2 separate regions of the Mus musculus genome follow, and region 2 is linked to region 1. The links are chromatin loops, found by intact Hi-C in ENCODE. Cell type or tissue: left cerebral cortex. All regions are shown on one strand.

What was found. A loop is a pair of places that touch in the nucleus more often than their neighbours do. Peaks named below come from ENCODE experiments on the same cell type or tissue, not always from the same donor. Only the 100,000 strongest peaks of a DNase experiment are listed, where the experiment ranks them.
Region 2: it touches region 1 in a loop (4-fold over the local background); 7 of 42 quality-filtered maps call a loop at or near these places.

What each region holds. Positions count from the first base shown.
Region 1 is chr2:180,249,088-180,253,087 of GRCm38, forward strand. No RefSeq gene overlaps it. Among named protein-coding and RNA genes, the nearest start is that of Rps21, 6.3 kb to the right of the region's middle. In left cerebral cortex, a CTCF peak has its summit at 2,381 (motif pointing left); a DNase peak (open chromatin) is centred at 2,361.
Region 2 is chr2:180,068,233-180,072,232 of GRCm38, forward strand. It overlaps Ss18l1 (SS18, nBAF chromatin remodeling complex subunit like 1), which reads left to right. Exons shown (of 11, transcript NM_178750.5): 11 at 1-1,969. It overlaps Mtg2 (mitochondrial ribosome associated GTPase 2), which reads left to right and starts at 2,361. Exons shown (of 10, transcript NM_181424.3): 1 at 2,361-2,383; 2 at 3,562-3,654. In left cerebral cortex, a CTCF peak has its summit at 2,398; DNase peaks (open chromatin) are centred at 2,352, 2,793, 3,081 and 3,114; H3K4me3 peaks cover 1,587 bases; H3K27ac peaks cover 1,695 bases.

The DNA.
Region 1 (4,000 bases):
CTAGAGGGTACAGGAAGAGAGGTGTATGTTAACCATTCCAGGAAATCATGTCAGTGAGTCAGAGTGTCAGACATATGGACATTCCAAGAAGTAGATTATATCTGTGAACAAACACACAGTCCTTGACACCAGAGCCAAGGGGGAGGACCTAAGAGGAAACAGACACACAACTACTAAACTTGCTTGATAAAAAAGATTAAGTGGCTCACAGCACTGGGGATATGTCCCTGTGGGGGCAGCCCCCGCTCTTCCCAATGCCTAGATCTGCTTGCTTGGCTCACACACACCGCTTCTGTCTCCAGGGGAAGACCTGGTAGTGGCAACAGTCCAGAGCGGAGTCCTAGAGCTTCACATTCATTCCAATTCCGCTCTACCTGGGAACGGAGCGACCCAGAGTCAGGGCAATCTGTGCCTGGGGTCAGAGGTCAGCCTGGAGGCGGGGCATGACTCTGGACCTGACAGTGCACCTCGGTTGGAGAGAGCTGTTGGCTGTTGTTGGAGTTAGTGGACTGCTGGGCTGCAGAGGTTCTTCTCCTGTTGTTTGGCTCAGAGCTGGGTACCGAGTTCCTCTAGACCCCAGACAGCAGGGCTGACTCTCTGTTGGCACTGCCTAACGGGGCCTCACTTGAACCCTGTGTACCTAGGGGAGAGAGAGGGTTATATGACTGTCTGTGTGCTGCAGACCATGGCTAGGAAGCAGAGGCACCAGGAGCCACTCTCTGAGTTGGCTGTCAGAGCCTTCACCCAGGAGGGGCCTGAGGAAGAGGGGGCTGAAGCCCCTGGTCAGACCTATTCCAGGAGAAGGCCTGCCCCTTACCTGGACCCATTATTTATCCTGACCAAAGTTCAGGCCTGTGAGGAAGGTTTCCTTGCCCTGAACTGGATCCCTTCCTTCCTTCCTTCCTTCCTTCCTTCCTTCCTTCCTTCCTTCCTCCCTCCCTCCCTTCCTTCCTTCCCTTTTCTTTTCTTTTCTTTTCTTTTCTTTTCTTTTCTTTTCTTTTCTTTTTTCTTTTTTTGGTTTTTCGAGACAGGGTTTCTCTGTATAGCCCTGGCTATCCTGCTATCCTGGACCTCACTTTGTAGACCAGGGTGGCCTCGAACTCAGAAATCTGCCTGCCTCTGCCCCCCCCCCCCCCCCCGAGTGCTGGGATTAAAGGCGTGCGCCACCACTGCCCAACTTGGATCCTTTTCTCAAAAGCTGCATTTGATGCTGACCTAGCTCACAGCACTTGGCCCATACACAGCTACCCCATTTTGTCATGAAGTCTCAGTTTACACGTATGGGATGGAGGTGGGCCTTCAGGAGATATAGGGAACCCAGTGAGGTGTGCTGCACACAGAGACCCCGATAACCCAGATCAGAGCTGCACATGATGGGGGCTTTCAGAGTAACCAACCCAGGACTAGGGATCTATCCACCCAGCGTTTCTTTCTTTTTTTTTTTCTTTTTCAAGACAGCAGGGTTTCTCTGTGTAGCCCTGGGTGTCCTGGAACTCACTCTGTAGACCAGGCTGGCCTTGAACTCAGAAATCTGCCTGCCTCTGCCTTCCAAGTGCTAAGATTAAAGGCCTGTGCCATCACCGCCCGGCCCACCCAGCCTTTTAACTAGAAAATTGATGATGGTGATCATAGTGATGTTGATGATGGTGATGATAATGATGGTGATGTCATCTGTGCATCCTCATACATTCACACGCCCACAAATAAATAAAAAGTAAAATATAGGGCTGGTGAGATGGCTCAGTGGGTAAGAGCACCCGACTGCTCTTCCGAAGGTCAGGAGTTCAAATCCCAGCAACCACATGGTGGCTCACAACCATCCGTAACAAGATCTGACTCCCTCTTCTGGAGTGTCTGAAGACAGCTACAGTGTACTTACATATAATAAATAAATAAATCTTTAAAAAAAAAAGTAAAATATAATAAGAATAAGAAAGCATCCTCTTTACAACAACTAAAAAGCAACAGAGTACAAAGCCAGCCCTACTCCCTGCATGGCATGGGCGGTTGAGATCATACAAGACTGTTCACATTCCCTGCGTGGTGTAAGCGGTCGAGATCATGTAAGACACATGGGGTTCACTGAGGCAGAGCAGTGTTCTTGGGGAGGAGACCCGAGGACCTTCAGGAACCCTGCCTGAAAAGACTGCCTTGAAGCAGCAGCTTGAATTCTGAGGCCTGAGATTCTGCAGGGAGGTATCTGCTTAACAGCGTCTGAAGTTTGGGGTCCTTACTTGGCCTCTGACCCCATTCCCACCCTGGAGATCTTACAAGAGGTTCTGTCTCTTAGGTGAAGGAGTTCAGCTAGTCTGGAAGCGGCTAGGTTGAACCGTGTAAGCTTGCTCTTGTTCCAGAATGGTTCTTGGATGCCCCCTAGTGGCGACAAGGAACAGTACAAGGGGGTGTGAAGAGACCTTTCAGGATGGCACCTGCTGTGAGCAGTTTCCTCTCCTGCAGATCCTTAGGGGCTTGCGGAGAAAGAAACTCACTCCGCTCCTCCAGTGGGGGGTACTTACTTCTTTACTTTGGGGGTCTGGAATTTTGTGCATCAAATTATTTTTATAGAAAGGATCTTGTGTGCCCTGAAGGTGGAATTGCAATTCCATGCTGGGGTGCTGGAGAGGTGGAGACAGATGAACCCCTGGGATTCACTGGCTAAATTGGCTGAGATACAAACTCATGAGAGACTCTGTCTCAACAACACCCAGAGCTGACCTCTGGCCTGTGTGTGTGTGTGCGCGTGCGCACATAAGTATAGGCCAGTGTGTGTGTGTGTGTGTGTGTGTGTGTGTGTGTGTGTGTGTGTGTACAGGCAAGAGGTGTATCTGTGTACAGGCCAGAGGAATGTGTGTGTTTGTGTGTGTAGATGTATGTGTGTGTAGGCCAGAGGTTGGTAGCTTTTTCAGTCACTTTCTGACTCACTTTGTGAGACAAAGCCTCCTGCTGAGCCTGGAATTTGCTGCGTCACTAGATTAGCTGACCAGCAAGCTGCAGGACTTCTCCTGTCTCTGCCTCTGGGACCTTACATTACAGTCCTGGCATTACAGGTGTGCGTTGCCACGTCAGGCTTCTAGGGATTGAACTCAGGTCCTCATGCTTGTGCAGAAAGCATTTTGCTGATTCAGTCTTCTTCCTGGTACCACCTTCCACCCTCACCAATTTTTAATTAATTTATGAGATCAGGTCTCACTATGTAGGCCTGTTTGGCTTGGAACTCACTATGTAGACCAGGCCGGCCTTGAACTCACAAAGATCCACCGCTTGGGATTAAAGATATGTGTCACCACTCCTGGCCTCCCCCTTTGTAAAAACAAAACAAAACAAAACAAGTCTGTTTTGCTAGCTGTTTTGGTGGCATGGACCTATGATCCCAACTACTTAGAAGACTGAGGGAGTAGAATGTCAAGTTTGAGACTTGCCTAGGCTACAGAATTGAGTTCAAAGCCAGTCTGGGAAACTTAAGTGAGATGCTGTCTCAAAATGAAGAGCAAAGTAGGAGCTGTGGGTGGGTGGAGGGCTCTCTCAGGTTAAGAGTGCTTCCCAGAGGACCACACTGGGCAGCTCACAGCTGCGTGTAACTCCAGCTCCAGGGGCTTCAGCTCCTTCTGGCCTCCGTGGGTCACAGTACTCACATATAGAAACACACACACATACATATCCAGGTCGCATGGGTGTCCTCTGTTTCTGAACTGTACTTCAATCCAGTTGTAGTCAAGCTGACAACTGGGGACAGTCATCACGGTTTGGATGCAGTTATATAATCATTATGAGACACTCATTTTTGTTTGTTTGCTTTTTGAAACTGGGGTCTCACCAGATAGCTCTGGTGTCCTAGAACTCTCTATGTAGACCAGGCTGGCCTTGAACTCACAGAAACCAGTCTGACTCCTTCTGTCTCTGGAGTGCTGGGATCAAAGGCATGCACGGCCACCACCTGGCCACTTGAAAATTTGTTAGTTTCCATTGAATTTGTAAAACGTTCAGAGACTGTTTATCTCCT
Region 2 (4,000 bases), 180 kb before region 1:
TTATATTACTTCTTCAGGACCTCTGAGTTCAGATTGCCAAGCAGATGTTCCTTTGCGTTTAGGGAAGTCTGAAATCCACACTGCATTTTTAATGAATCCAAATAACTTTATTACGTTCTTTCAAATGAAAAGGACAAGTTTTATACAGTGAGAATTGGGTGATTTTTTTTTTTTTTACATTCCTAGGATGTTTAATCTCGTTTTAATTCTGTGCAAACATGAGAGACAGCCTTTTTGAAAAGGTTCTATCAAAGGAAAACACCGCATATAATGCAGCAGGCATATTTTTCAGCATTTATTTAGATAATAACAATGTTACTATGAGAAGAAAAGAACAACCTTGAAGATGAGTGCTCAGAACAACCAAGAACATACAAAACCATCCCCAAGGATGCAGGGCTTGGTACATCAGACCTGTCCACCAGGATGCTTTTGCTTTATTTGTGTCTTATATGTAGCCCAGACTGGCCTCAAACTCACTACATAGCTGAGGCTGAACTTAATGATCCCCCAGCCTCCACTCCCGGGTACTGAGACCACGGGCATGCACCACCACATCTGTTTTCAGCTGATAGTTTTTAAAATATAAAACTTACCTGTAGCTCAGTAGTAAGGCACCTTTGTGGAGTTTGCTTGAATTAATCTTGACAGTCTTGCTGGAACTTACAGTGCAAGCTCCATTTACTTACAGGAGAATCAAGGGCCGGATCAAAGGACTTGTCTGTGTCGGCTGCCGTCTTACTCTAGGACATTCTCCCTCTCCTTGGGACCATTATCAACAACCATGGGCATATGTGTCTCATAGGCACAGGGTTTAGGAAACACACAGGCAAGGGCTGACTACATGACGGCTTTAACTTTACAGAAACAAGTTTCTGATCGCTACATGGCAGAAGTATTAGCAACTTGATTTTAGGGACTCATCATCTCTTTAGCTCCTTCCCTTTCTGGCAATTTTTATAAAACTAGCCTACAAGCTCACTTGGGGGCTAAATATCCCATTGAAAATGTCGAAACATTTTAAGTAACTGTGAAATGGTTTTTATTCCTTGCCAATCTGGGAATATGCCTTTTATGTATGCATACATGTGCAAGTGTGTACGTGTGTGTGTGTGTGTGTGTGTGTATGTATGTGTGTGTATGTGTGTATATATATGTGTGTATGTTAAAGTGCTGTATTAGTGTGTATGTGTGTGTGTATATGTAAAGTGCTGTGTTAGTGTGTGTTAATACTTTTTGAAAGAAAAGAACACTTAAAATATGTATCACCCCAAAAGTTCAATTTGAAATGTCTTACATTAAGAATTTCTTGAATGTTGTGTATATATTTTTAAAAGCACTTTGTGAAATAGTTTGTACATTTATTTCCTAATTTATACCTGATTTTGGTGTTAATATATTTAATGATTAATATTGTTTATTTAATGTTTTATTGATTTTTATGTAATTTTGTGGGGGAAAGTGATGCCAGTCTTTTTCATTGCCTGTATTATAGCTTTTCTTCTGTAACATGAATGTTTGAAAAGTCCTAGGCTGAAATGAACCCTTCGTGCAGGTGTGGTTGACTGTGTTTTGTTTTCAATGGTTCCTCCTACTGAAGGCCAGAAAAGATGCAAAGGGAGATTTGGAAATCGCTGCTCATTCTTCCTCCTGTTTCCCAGCATCCGTTCAATACTTGGTGAACTTGACCACTGAGGACTGGGGTTTTCAGATGTGCTGACCACTACGCGCTGCGCTTGTCAGGGGCTATGGGTGGATGGACATCTCTGCAGACTTAGCATATAGCACAGTGGGAGATGGGAGATGTCCGCAGAGGCACTGGGCAGACACAGGCCTGGCCCAGAAAGGAGGTGTTTTCCTTTCCTGTTGTACCTGTTCTCAGACGTGGGCTTCAGTGACTGAGTGTCCGTTCAAACTTGTAAAAAGAGGAAGACTTTCCATTTCCATTAAAACACTTTTTTAGCCATTACCTCATTTCTGTTTATTGAGCATGTTACGTCTGTCTTGTTATTTGTGAACGAAGTACAGTTTTTAAACACCCTATCATTTTCACCCTTGTTTGGTTGGTTGGTTAGACGGAGGCGCACTGTACAAACCTATGTGACTCTCAGACATTCCCGGCCTCTTTTTCCCGAGACTGGAATTAAAAGCGTGCGACCCGGCACCTGGCTTTTTCCTGGTTTTGTGAGACAGGATCACTGTGTGTCTCAGGCTGGGCAGGAATTCACGGCGATCCTTCTGCTCAGCTTCCTTGGTGCCCAGACTTTGGCTTTGGAGCCACAGAGACCACGGGATTCGGGGGGCGGTGCCTCGCCTTCCGGTTTGCTGCTGCACTGCGCGTGCGCGGCCAGAGCCCGACCCGGAACCAGTCGAGCGAGCGGAGGTGGGAGCTGTCGGGAGCGGGTGGGTGCGGGCGGCATTGCACGGGTGTGCGTTCTCCGGCGGCAGGCGGCGGGCGGGATGACTGGGCGGGATCTCTCTCTGTGTGCGGTGGCTCTAATGAGGAGAGCCCGTCCGGCCTGATCGCCGTAAAGTTGGTTTCTGAAAGACTCGCTCTCGCCTTAGCTTGAGCGTGATGGCGCACGCTTGTAAGCGCAGCTTCCCAGATGAGACAGGTGGATTTCTAGGAGTTCGAGGCCCGCCTAGGCCACATAGTGAGACCATGAACAGAAAACAATGGCAGAAACGTCCCCTTGCCCAGCTCTTTTGGAAAGCCTTTATGGATGCGCTACTAGGGTAGAGGCTCACCTGTTAAGATGCAGGCGCCGCAGTGTGTCGCCTAACTATGGGCAGTTGAGTCTTCCTGAGTCCCCGCCTCCGCGGCTTTGTAGAGGCATTCTTTTAAAGATGAGGTAAAGAAGCATTCTGCACACTAAGGATCGGTAGAGATGCGCCTGGGGTGCGAGCAAATGGCCTTGTTCCTACTCAGAAATCTAAAGGACCAGCATGGAACAGTTTCGGAGCTGTCGGGAGGTTTCCCTGCCTGCATGTGAACCAGTCTGGGACCTTGAGTGCTGGGTCGGGGATTGGGTGGGAGGTGGCAGCTGTCCCTCCAGTCAGTCTGTCCCACAAGGCCCCATAGGGCAGGCACCCAGACAGCAGCGTTGTTGAACGCGTGCTTTATTTTGTTTTTGAGACAGGCTCTCCCTTGCTGGCCTGGCACCCAGATGCCTGTCTGGCTTCCGGAGTGCATCTGCCACCGCACACAGCAGGAACACTTACCCCCACCCCCGTGAATGGCATATAATTAAGTAAAAACCATGTAATGTGAGTTGTCAGGTGACAAAATGATACTCCAGTTTCTAAATGTTTTCCACATGAAGAACGAAGTAGATCACAAACATATGTAATGAAGTGTAAAAGTATGTAGCAGAAACAGTAATGCCCGCGTGGGATTTAATATCCGGTAGCAAAGTGAAAATGGAATGCTTAGAATTAAGTTAGTTAACTGTGAATACTGTTAACCAATTGTGCTTAGCCTATAAAAGAATAACACTGAAGAAATGAAAACATTCCTCAAGAATGCTTTTTTTTTTCCCCCTTTCTCTTTTTTTAAGACAGGTTTGCATGTGTCTGGCTCCCTGGCTGGCCTTGAACTTGCTAAGTAGTAGAAGATGACCTTGAACTTCTGACCTTCCTACCTCCACCTCCTGAGTAAGTGGTGGCATGCCTGGATTATGTGATTCCAGGGGTCAACCCCAGGGCTTTGTGCATGCTAGGTCGGTAGGCATTCTACCAACTGAGCTACACCCCTCTTCCACAGTGCTTTCTTCTTTCTCATTGAAGACATCTTGGCACATGTCTCTAGTGCCAGCTACACAATCAGATCAATCGGTTCACTGTGAAACTAGTGCGGAAGGTTCCTGGACACACCTCTTGTGGACAGTAGCCGGGAGCTTAGCATCCTGTATAGCAGCAGTGGCCCTCTCACACGGTAGCACCGTGGAATTCCCCATACATGAAAGCCTTGCTGTACAGCCTTAAAGCATCTTGGCTCTCA